Regions from separate parts of the Homo sapiens genome. Here region 1 is linked to region 2. A link is a contact called in ENCODE Hi-C or POLR2A ChIA-PET data. All regions are on one chromosome and are shown on one strand. The core of a region is the stretch at or near the end of the contact, and the rest is flanking DNA. Distances in the headings are between cores, read along the strand shown.

Region 1 (5,586 bases), core at 1,705-4,204, 2.7 Mb after region 2:
CCAGGAGTTCGAGGTTACAGTGAGCTATGATTGCACCACTTGTACTCCAGCCTGGGTGACAACGGCAAGAACCTGACTCGAGGGGAAAAAAAAAGAGTTTGCCAGGTAAAATAATTGGAGAAGGGCTTTCCTTGCAGAGGAAATACATGGACTGTAGAAGATACTCCTCAGGGTGTCAGGAGGTGAAAATGAAGCTTCTGAGGTTTGCAAGAAAATGTTTACAAATAAGAGTCTGGCATTTAGTATCCTCGCATGCATCTCCAGCATGGGAAACTATAACACGGCTGGCCCCAGGCTCGTCCTGTCTGGCTGCCTCTTTGTAAGAGGGGAGAAGATTGCACAGTGTGATGGAGCTCATTTTCAGCAGAGTAATCTCAGACTTCAACACGGGTATCCTGTCTTCTGGGCTGGTGCCCTTCTGGCACAGGACACCTCCCTGACTCTCATGAACCCCAGAATCACTCACCCCCACAGGCACACCAAAGACAGCTGAGAACTTGAGTCAAGGGTGAGGAGAGACCTCTGGGTGAAAGGGCAGGGATGGGGAAAGAGGGTGATGGATGGCTGGGGACTCCTCCCTCTTCTCTCCCTCCCCGCCCCTCCCTCTCCACTTCCTGGCTTTCTCTCATCAGCTTTGACTCTCAGTTCTTCTTTTCTTCTCTTCTCTTTTTTTGAAATGGAGTTTTTCTCTTGTCGCTCAGGCTGGAGTGCAATGGCACGATCTCGGCTCACTGCAACCTCCTTCTCCCGGGTTCAAGTGATTCTCCTGCCTCAGCCTCCCGAGTAGCTGGGATTACAGGCATGTGCCAGCACACCTGGCTAATTTCTGTATTTTCAGTAGAGACAGGGTTTCACCATGTTGGCCAGGCTGGTCTAGAACTCCTGACCTCAGGTGATCCACCCACCTCGGCCTCCCAAAATGCTGGGATTACAGGCGTGAGCCACTGTTTCCTGGCCTTTTTTTTTTTTTTTTTGAGACAGGGTCTTGCTCTGTCACCCTGGCTGGAGTGCAGTGCCACAATCATGGCTCATTGCAGCCTGGGCCTCCCAGGTGCAAGCAATCCTCCTGCGTCAGCCCCCAAGTAGCTGAGACTATAGGTTTGTGCCACTATGCCCGGCTAATTTTTTTTTTTTTTTTTTTTTTTTTTGAGAGATGGGGCCTTCCTATGTTGCCCGGGTGGTCTCAAACTCCTGTGCTCAAGTTATCTGCCCGCCTCAGCCTCCCAAACTGCTAGGATTACAGGCGTAGCCCCTATGCCCAGCCTCTGTTTTTTTCTTTGGACTCAGCCTCAGCCAGATCTCCCCTGGGCTTGCAACACAAGGCCCAAAACAATAGAAGAGAAGTGAGGGGAGTTTTCCCTTTACTACCTAGCATGTAAATGAGGCCTAAAGTAGACTAAGGAAGGGAGAGTGTGAAGGGAGAGTGGGCCAGAGCTGGGGTTGTGGTGACCAACTCCTGGGGCCTGGGGGGAGTTTGTGTAGGGGAGGGGGAGGGAGTGGCAGGGAATCAAGACTTAATGGATGAATTCTAGGGCAGCCCCAGAGGTTACATACATGGCTGTGGCTTCAGACAGACCTGGATTCAAGGTCAAATGAGACTGGCTCCACCATTTACGACCTTAGCAAGTCACTTAACATCTAAGCCTCAGTTTTTTCACCAGTCAAATGGGGATAAACATAACACCTGCTGCAGGGCACCACAGAGGGTATCAAGTGAGGGAATGCATAAAGCATGGAGCACTATCCAGGCAGCTGTGGGATTCCTCTCATCCCCCCACCCCTCCCTGGGCCCTCACAGCCACTCTCTCACCCCAGTCCCCTTCCACTGTAGCTTAGTCACCCACTTGTCCCTTCCCTCGCTCCCCTCCCATTCATCCTCAGCTAATACAAACAACCCATCTGCTTGCTACTTTCTCTACCAAAATCACAAAATTCTAGGTCTTGGCTGGGCGCGGTGGCTCATGCCTGTAATCCCAGCACTTTGGGAGGCCGAGGCAGGCGGATCACTTGAGATCAGGCATTCGAGACTAGCCTAGCCAACATGGTGAAACCCAGTCTCCGCTAAAAAAAAAAAAAAAATACAAAAAATTAGCCAGGCATGGTGGCACACACCTGTAGTCCCAGCTATGCGGGAGGCCAAGGCAGGATAATTGCTTGAACCCAGGAGGTGGAGGTTGCAGTAAGCCGAGATCATGCCAGTGCACAGAGCAAAACTCTGTTTAAAAAAAAAAACAAAAAAACCAACAACAACAAAACAAAACACTAGGTTTTAACAAACTTCAGAAATAATCTATTTCAGTCTTCCCAGTTCCTTGAAATGAGGAACTGAGGCCTAGAGAGGGAAAGCCCAACTGAAACCAGGCTTCCCGATTCCTCACCTCCAGCACCTTCACAGAAATCCACCAACCCTTCCACAATCTAAACATTTCCCAAGCTTTCATTCAGAACCTGCAGCCCATCTACAACCTTCCCTTGAAACATAAATCTATCCCAGCCCTTCTCCTTCAGCTCCTATACCCTGCCCCAATCTTCTTTAAACAACAAACTCATTTACGGAATATCTGCTATGTTCTGGCTCTTTTTAAATTGGTTATTATTACATGTAATCCGGCAGTTCTTTTGTTAAAGGGTCAGAGAGGTAGAGTTTCTGGCCCAGGGTCTCAGAGCTGGTCAGTGATTAAACCAGGATTCAGCCTGCAGGATGCATGATTCCAGGCCTTGGGCCCTACTTACTCCCACCGTTGCCTCTGGATTGACCTCTCTCCTATCTTGTACGATCTAGCCTGCTCCCCCAGCCAGGGCCTTAGAACCTAGAGCCTGGTATTATCCACCCCCAGATCTGCAGAAAGGAAGCCACACCCCTCCTCCACCTTGTAAGCCCTCCTTCCTCTCCCTACCTCACCCCGCCTCCTCTGCCTCCTGGTTCAAAAGCAGCTAAACCAAAAGAAGCCTCCAGACAGCCCTGAGATCACCTAAAAAGCTGCTACCAAGACAGCCACGAAGATCCTACCAAAATGAAGCGCTTCCTCTTCCTCCTACTCACCATCAGCCTCCTGGTTATGGTACAGGTAAGAGCAACGCCTGGCACCACTGCCAGGACTCCCCAAAGTTGCTTGGCATGGAGGGAGGGCATACAGGATGTGAGCTCCCAGAGACCCAGCCTTCTCTCCTGAGAGCACAGCAGATGGACTCCAACAGGAAAACTGGGGACACAGCGGGCCTGGCCGCCCAGCCTTCCAGCTCTTCTGGCTGGGGCTGCACTGCTTGCGGGCTGCCCTGAGAGAAACCTGTATCCACAGCTGGGGAGCACTTACAGGGTGCTAGGCGCGTTGGGGCACCCAAGGGGTGTTGTGGAATAATAGAGAACTAAGAGACTTGGGAAGACAACCCTGAGTGAGGAAGGCATCGGCCCACAGGGAGTCTGGGGAGATGGTCCTTTGGGGAGAGGCCAGGAGATGTCCAAGTGGAGCCTGCTGTGGTTATGGAGGTGACAGGGGACACTCTAACCCCCACTCCCCTGCCAGAGAGAAGCCTGGATGTTCAGGAATGCAAAGAAGACAGGACTCTCCCATTTCAGAAACAACTGGAGTCTCAAAAGCGACTGCTATTCCAGGAGGCAGCTTTGGTAGCATCCCAGGTGCCCAGAGGGGAGTCAGTACAGCAGACCGGAGCCATCAAGTTCTTGATCAAGAACAGCTTGATCACCATCAAAACCAGCTTAATCTCCATCAAGAACAGTTCTAGTTGCAGCTCCATCAAGCATTAAGGACAGCTCGATCACCATCTGGCCACTTCCCCACCCCACATCCAGCCACCCACGCTTTGCCAAGTGCTTTCTCACTCAGCCCTGGCTCATGTGACCTTCACAACTGTGATGAACTTCTCCCCACTCAGAAGATGAAACTGAGGCTCAGGGAAGCTAAGCCCTTTGCCAGGCTAGGAAGGTCAAGGGCCAGGGCTCCCCTGTCTCCCTCTATGCCAGAAGGGCTGGTCGCTGGGGAAAGGTGAAAAGAAAGGTTCTGTGACCGGGCACGGTGGCTCACGCCTATAATCCCAGCACTTTGGGAGGCCGAGGCAGGCGGATCACCTGAGGTCAGGAGTTCAAGACCAGCCTGGCCAACATGACAAAATCCCGTCTCTACTAAAAATACAAAAATTAGCTGGGCGAGCCGGGCGCGCTGGCTCGCGTCTGTAATCCCAGCACTTTGGGAGGCTGAGGCGGGTGGATCATGAGGTCAGGAGATCGAGACCATCCTGGCTAACACATTGAAACCTCGTCTCTACCATAAATACAAAAAGAAATTAGCCGGGCGTGGCGTGGTGGCGGGCGCCTGTAGTCCCAGCTACTCGGGAGGCTGAGGCAGGAGAATGGCGTGAACCTGGGGGTGAAGCTTGCAGTGAGCCGAGATCACGCCACTGCACTCCAGCCTGGGCGGGCGACAGAGCAAGACTCTGTCTCGGAAAAAAAAAAAAAATTAGCTGGGCGTGATAGCGGCTGCCTATAATCCCAGCTACTCGGGAGGTTGAGGGGTGGAGGTTGCAGTGACCCGAGATCATGCCACTTCACTCCAGCCTGGGCAAAAGAGCGAAACTCTATCTCAAAAAAACAGAAAGTTTCTGTGAAAGGGGGTGGACAGGGGCAGTGATCACCTCTGTCCCTGCCTGTGTCAAAGCAGGAAGCAGTCAAACATCCTGACAGGACCTTGTGGAAGAAGTAGTGGTCACATGGGGCAGAACTGAGGACTGTTTTATGGAGGTGGGCGGATGGAGGGCGGGGAGGGTAGAAAGGGGACTGCATCTTTAAATAACAAACACGCTATTCAAAAGTCCCCTGAGGGCTGGGTACGATGGCTCACACCTGTAATCCCAGTACTTTGGGAGGCCGAGGCGGGTGGATCACCAGGTCAGGAGTTCGAGACCAGCCTGACCAACATGGTGAAACCCCGTCTCTACTAAAAATAGAAAAATTAGCCGGGCGTGGTGGCACGTGCCTATAGTCCCAGCTACTCAGGAGGCTGAGGCAGGAGAATCACTTGAACCCGGGAGGTGGAGGATGCAGTGAGCCGAGATCGCATCACTGCAGTCCAGCCTGGGTGACAGAGTGAGACTCCACCTCTAAAAAAAAAAAAAAAAGTCCCCTGATCTTATCCCACTTCTCCTCCTACAGATACAAACTGGACTCTCAGGACAAAACGACACCAGCCAAACCAGCAGCCCCTCAGCATCCAGCAACATAAGCGGAGGCATTTTCCTTTTCTTCGTGGCCAATGCCATAATCCACCTCTTCTGCTTCAGTTGAGGTGACACGTCTCAGCCTTAGCCCTGTGCCCCCTGAAACAGCTGCCACCATCACTCGCAAGAGAATCCCCTCCATCTTTGGGAGGGGTTGATGCCAGACATCACCAGGTTGTAGAAGTTGACAGGCAGTGCCATGGGGGCAACAGCCAAAATAGGGGGGTAATGATGTAGGGGCCAAGCAGTGCCCAGCTGGGGGTCAATAAAGTTACCCTTGTACTTGCAGTGGGGTCCTGCTTGTGGTTACTGGACATCCCTACGCCCCAAGAGCCAGCTGTGCAGCAGCACCAG
Region 2 (5,824 bases), core at 2,718-5,217:
TTTCAGTAATATACTTTACCTAATCCAATATATTCAAAACATTATTTCAACATGTGATGAACACAGAAAAACTATTATTCCTACATTATTTTTTATACTTAGTCATCAAAATCTCGTGTCTTTAATTCAGCACATCTCAGTTTGGACTAGATACATTTCAAATGCTCTGTAGCCACACATAGCTAGTGGCTACCAATTGAAAAACTCTGGTACTCCAGATGTGTGCCACCACACCTGGCTAATTTTTTTTAAAAAATTGTGTAGAGATGAGGTCTTGCTATGTTGCCCAGGCTGGTCTCAAACTCTTGGCCTCAAGCAGTCCTATCATCTCAGCCTCCCAAAGGAATTACAGTCATGAGCCACCATGCCCAGCCCAGATGAGATTTTGGTACGTGAAGACAGGGCAGGAGAAAGACTGGAGGGAAGGGGGCAGAGAATGGTATGAACAAAGCTGCTCAGGTGCAGATCACTTGATTGGGCAGGAGCGAGGAGGTGGAGAGGTGCAGGCCAGGATTGCAGAAGTAGATGGAGGTGGGGTATCTGGAGAGCTTTGAATGCCAGGCTAAAGAGCACAAATAATGTAAGCATACTTCCAGGGGGAAAAAAAAAAGAATTTGGTCAGTTTTTTCAGAGTGACTGTGGTTATGAGATCCACTTTATTCAGGGAAGAAGGCAGCCGTTCTCTGGGTACTGTAACTATTCCTGTTTCTATTGAAACCTGTTAGTGCTAACTATCATTTACTGAGGATTTACTATGACCAGGCGCTATGCCAAGCACTTTGTGTTAATAATCCTGTTTAATTATCTCAGCGAACCCTCATATGCTGCTGATGGGAAGGTAAAACTTCGGAAAACAGCTTGGCCATTTTTAAAAGTTAAATATCAGCCGGGTGTGGTGGCTCACGCCTGTAATCCCAGCACTTTGGGAGGCCGAGGCGGGCGGATCACCTGAGGTCAGGAGTTCGAGACCAGCTAACCAACATGGAAAAACCTCGTCTCTACTAAAAATACAAAATTAGCCGGGTATGGTGGCACATGCCTGTAATCCCACTGTAATCCCAGCTGCTCGGGAGGCTGAGGCAGGAGAATCACTTGAACCCAGGAGGCAGAGGTTGCAGTGAGCTGAGATCGCTCCGTTGCACTCCAGCCTGAGCAACAAGAGCAAAACTCCGTCTCAAAAAAAAAAAAAAAGTTAAACAGCAATTTATCACATGACCTAGCAGTTCTTCTCCTAGATCTCTACCCAAGAGAAATGAAAACAAGTCTACCCAGAAACTCATACAGGGATGTTCACAGCAGCATTGTTCATGATAGCAAAAAAGTGGAAATGACTCAAATGGCCATCAGCTGATGAATGGATCAACAAAATGTGGTGTATTCATACAATGGAATATTATTCAGCTATAAAAAAGGAATGAACTACTAATCTACACAATAAATAGATGGACCTCAAAAAATATGCTTACATGAAAGGAGCAAGACACAAAGGACCACATACTGTGCAGTTCCATTTATGTGAAATTTCTAAAAGAAATTTCTATAAATTTCTAAAAATTTATAGAGACAGAAAGTAGATTAATGGTTGCCTGGGACTGGGGGACAGAAGGGGAGTGACTGCTAATGGATACAGGGTTTTATGTGGGGGTGATGAAAGTATTCTGGAATTGATGTGATGGTTGCACGACTCTGTAAATGTGCTAAAAATCATTGAATTATATACATAAATATTGGTGAATTTTCTAGTATGTAAATTAAACACCAATAAATCTCTTTTTAAAAATTCTCCCAACAACTTTTTTTTTTTTTTTTTTGGAGACAGGGTCTTGCTCTGTTGCCCAGGCTGGAGTGCAGTGGCCTGATCATGGCTCACTGCAGCCTCAACCTTCATGCTTAGGCAATCCTCCTGCCTCAGCCTCCCGAGTAGCTGGAACCACAGGTACATGCCACCACAGCTGGCAAATTTTTTTTTTTTTTTTTGAGATGAAGTCTCACTCTGTCGCCCAGGCTGGAGTGCAGTGGTGCAATCTCGGCTCACTGCAAGCTCCGCCTCCTGGGTTCACACCATTCTCCTGCCTCAGCCTCCTGAATAGCTGGGATTACAGGCGCCCACCACCATACCCAGCTAATTTTTTTGTATTTTTAGTAGAGACGGGGTTTCACCATGTTAGCTAGGATGGTCTCGATTTCCTGACCTCGTGATCTGCCTGCCTGGTCCTCCCAAAGTGCTGTGATTATAGGATTATAGACCACTGCGCCCGGCCCAATTTTTTTGTACTTATTTGTAGAGACAGGGTCTCTCTATGCTGCCCAGGCTTCCAAACAACTTTTGTGACAGATACTATTATCATCCCATTTCACAGTTGCGGAAGCATCAGAAAGGTGAAGCCACCCGCCTAAGACCGAAGAGCTAGAAGCAAAAGAGCCAAATTTCAAAACTGCAAAGTGTTCCTGACCTCTGGGCTGTCCTGCTTCCTGGAAATTGCTTGGGCAGTGCGCTCCATCTTCCTGGGGCATTTAACCCACAAGTTTGCTAGCAGCCATGTTTTCAAGCTGCAACAACTACTTCTTGGATGGTGAGAATTGGGAGAGATGGCAGAAGGCCTGGGGAAGAGTGGGGATGCTGGGAAAGCCTCCTGGTGAGAAAGCTCAGGCCACAGCTGGGCCAGGGACATCCACAGCAGTCTCCAGGCTCTGACACCCCCTCCCCAACCCTGACTCCCTCCCAGGGGAGAGAATAACTTGGCTCCAAAGCTGAGGCCAGAATATAAGCCAGAGACCTGCTGACCTGACCCCCCCACCCTGGAATCTACTGAATCTGGGGCCAGGAGCAAGGAAGGGCTGACCCCAAACTGAACAAATCAAAAAGCCAAGTTCCCCTCTGAGCCCTGCAATTTTTTTTTCTTTTGGACCAAATAAGGAAGGAGCACCTGTTACTTTATAATCATACTGTAGGACAGCCTCGAGTTGAAAGCCATGGGATCTGGAGTCTTGAAAACGCGGTTCAAGCTCCTATCTTTTCTATTTCCAAACTCAGTGTCCTAGAGCAACTCACTCACTTTCCCCAAGCTTCAGTTTTTCTATCTATGAAATAGACAATGATACTCCTGTTAAGAGGGCGCTTGTAAGGATTTGGGGGACCAGAGGTTAAATTCGCTTCATTTTAGTTCACCTACGTTACTTATGTTTTGTTACATGTCTTAAGTTATGGTTTTAATAATCCCCCCACTCAAAAATAAACAAGATTAAAAGAATAATGAAAATAGTTAATAATAAGTGTCAACATTTATGGGCACTGATTTTGTGCTGTTTCAAGTGCTTTATACACATTAACTCATTTATCTTCATAAAAAGCCTATGAAGCCATTATACAGATGAGGAAACAGGCTCAGAGAGGCTAAGCATGTTGTTCAAGGTCACACAGCATGGAAGAGGCAAGCCGACTGACTCCAGAGCCTTAGCTTTGTGCCAGTCAGAATGGAAAAGAACTCCAAAAGACACCAACCTGGTTTATTCAAGTGCTGGCATGTAAGGATAAGGAAAAGCAGCCATCAGTTTGAATGACAGGCGATGGGTCCGGAGTAATTAGCCAAATGTATGAAGATTTCACCATTTCTAAACCATCCTGTTATATGACCACACATACCATCTTCATGGAAGTGCAGTAGCATCACCATGACAACTACTTTTGTGTTTTTACCTCTAATGTAATCGATTGTATTTTAAAATATTTTTAAATGAATAAAAGCTTTTGAATTTAATGTTTTAAGTAGGTAATACTTTCACCTGGTTAAAAACTCAAAAAGCTCGAGAGGCATAAAGTGAAAGGCCTCCTTCTCACCCCGGCCCCTGCCATCCTCTTCTCACAGTCAGCCAATGTTGCTAGTTTTGTGGGGAGGGGAAGAACTGATACTTTTTGAAAGTAGAAAGAGTGTGCTTGATTTGTTCTGAGGTCACAAGCCATAAAGCCCACCTTACTCTGGTTGATTTCTTCAGGTCGGCCTCAGCCTGATTTCCTGTACCCTTTGAGGCACTGCTGCTTCCTGCAGGTGATGGTTAGTCCCTTAGGGAGATGGTCAGTCCCTTCTCCCTCTGAACTTTCCCCTGAGGCACCCCCTTCAGTACCCGCTATGCTCCTGACCACATTCTCTCTGGCCTCTAGGCCTGACTGGTTCTCCATCCCCCAGAACCTGCAGAGCCTGTAAATGCCAGAGAAATCTCATCATCTCACACAGCTGATGTGGTAGAGGTGGACCCAGAGGTCACACCTGGGTGGCTTCAGGCTATATCTAGCCTATGAGATTTTTTGTTCTTTTTTGGTCTGCACAGTGATGTCAGAATTGGAAATCTTCACCTGAAAGTCCAATTTTCTGATTTCACTTGAAATATTGGCAGACTCAGCCACACTGAACCCATACTGATGCATGATGATGACAGCTGGAGCTGAGCAGCAGTTGCTCCCTTGAGAAGGAGCACAAGCTCTCTGGGTTGTATGGTCCCCGCCACTCTGGGTTGGTTAACATGGTAGGCAGGATCATAGTCACCTCCAAAGATGTCTGTGTCCTAATCCCTATAATTTGTGAATGTACTGTTACACGGCAAGTGGGAATTAAGTTTGCAGATGGAATGAAGGTTGCTATGCAGGATTATCTAGGTGGGTCCAATGGAATCAGAAGGGTCCTTAAAAGTGGGAGAGGGCAGCAGAAAAGAGTCAGAGAAAGAGAGGCAACCACGAAAACAGGGTCAGAGAGATGCCATGTTGCTGGCTTTGAAAATGAAGGAAGGGGTCACAACCCAAGGAATGTTGGCAGCCTCCAGAAGCTGGAAAAGGCAAGGAAATCAATTATCTTCCAGATTCTCCGAAAGGGAAGTCCCTGCAAACACCCTGATTTTAGCCCAGTGAGATCAGGTTGGTTTGAGAGCATAAACTTAAGTTGTTTTAAGTGACTAAGTTTGTAGTCATTTTGTTATAGCAGCAATAGAGAAGTAATACAGTTAATATGGGCCCTTGTAGGTCTCCAGGGATGGGGGAGTGGGGCACAGCTGTGAGAGCTGTTGTAAGTGTGCAAGACTCATAGCTTAAAGAGCTCGGTAAATGGCCATGAATGTTCTAATGAATAGGCGTAGCAGGCGGGTTCTGGGCAGAGTAGAGATATGGGTGACCCTTGCTTTGGTTTTTTCTCCCTCCACTCTTGTGACACCCTCTGCCCAGTTTCCTTCACAGCCCTGGGGCTTGCTGAGAGAGCCGGGCTGATATGTCAGGCCTTCAGCATTGAGTAGGGCAATCACTTAGCAAGTTGGCAGGTCTCAGCAGCTGGTGGAGGAATCTGGGCTCTGACTGAGGACAGGATTAGAGGTCAAAGTGGGAAAGTAGGGAATAGGCCCCAGACTGAGTAAAAAGACCAGGAGAGCTGAAGGTGGGGGAGGGTCAGGAGCAGGTTCTGAAAGGGGGTGCAAAGCTAGGCAGGGCCCAGACTTGAGGCCTGTTCTAGGTGGTGCTGGCTGGTAGGGGAATGACTGATGGTCTAGGATTGCTGAGGACAACTGTGCACCTGCCAGCACTGTCCTAAGCCTGCCTCTGAACACTAAGCTGTCAGCCTCTGTTTACCTTCCACTCTCAGTATAACCTGCATTCGGCCTATTTGTTGGGAGGCAACTGAAAAACTAATTTATCCTGAATTATTCTTAGTGACTGATAGTGGCTTACTGTGTCAGATACTTGCCAAGGAGATTCATGTTGAAGTGCATATCATTTTAACCTAAAAAGATGAAGTGCATTTAAGGTAGCAGTGTCTGAGAAGGAAAACCTCATGGCTACTGGTGGTGG

Evidence for each region. Hi-C counts contacts between places; a loop is a spot of excess contacts on that map. ChIA-PET counts read pairs that join two places held with the same protein, here RNA polymerase II (POLR2A). Pooled maps may share reads with other maps.
Region 1: a loop to region 2 is called in a pooled map, with 2.7 times the contacts of the local background. The contact joins the promoter of CD52 here to the enhancer-like site in region 2. A Hi-C loop is called at or near these places in 1 of 50 pooled maps. POLR2A ChIA-PET finds 5 or more read pairs at or near these places in 2 of 52 experiments (AG04450 and H1).

The regions. Positions count from the first base shown.
Region 1 is chr1:26,315,004-26,320,589 of GRCh38, forward strand. It overlaps CD52 (CD52 molecule), which reads left to right and starts at 2,955. Exons shown (of 2, transcript NM_001803.3): 1 at 2,955-3,068; 2 at 5,168-5,520. The coding sequence starts at 3,015. The coding sequence ends at 5,299. It also overlaps a transcript of UBXN11 not described here. RefSeq lists a silencer at 2,745-2,937 and enhancers at 3,012-3,081, 3,212-3,361, 3,735-4,720, 3,862-3,961.
Region 2 is chr1:23,570,387-23,576,210 of GRCh38, forward strand. It overlaps LOC124903876 (a long non-coding RNA gene), which reads left to right. Exons shown (of 3, transcript XR_007065537.1): 3 at 2,361-3,314. Among named protein-coding and RNA genes, the nearest start is that of ID3, 14 kb to the left of the region's middle. RefSeq lists an enhancer at 4,371-4,460. Within about 2 kb of position 3,968, at least 5 of the 41 ENCODE cell types and tissues checked have a DNase peak (open chromatin) inside an H3K27ac peak, as active enhancers do.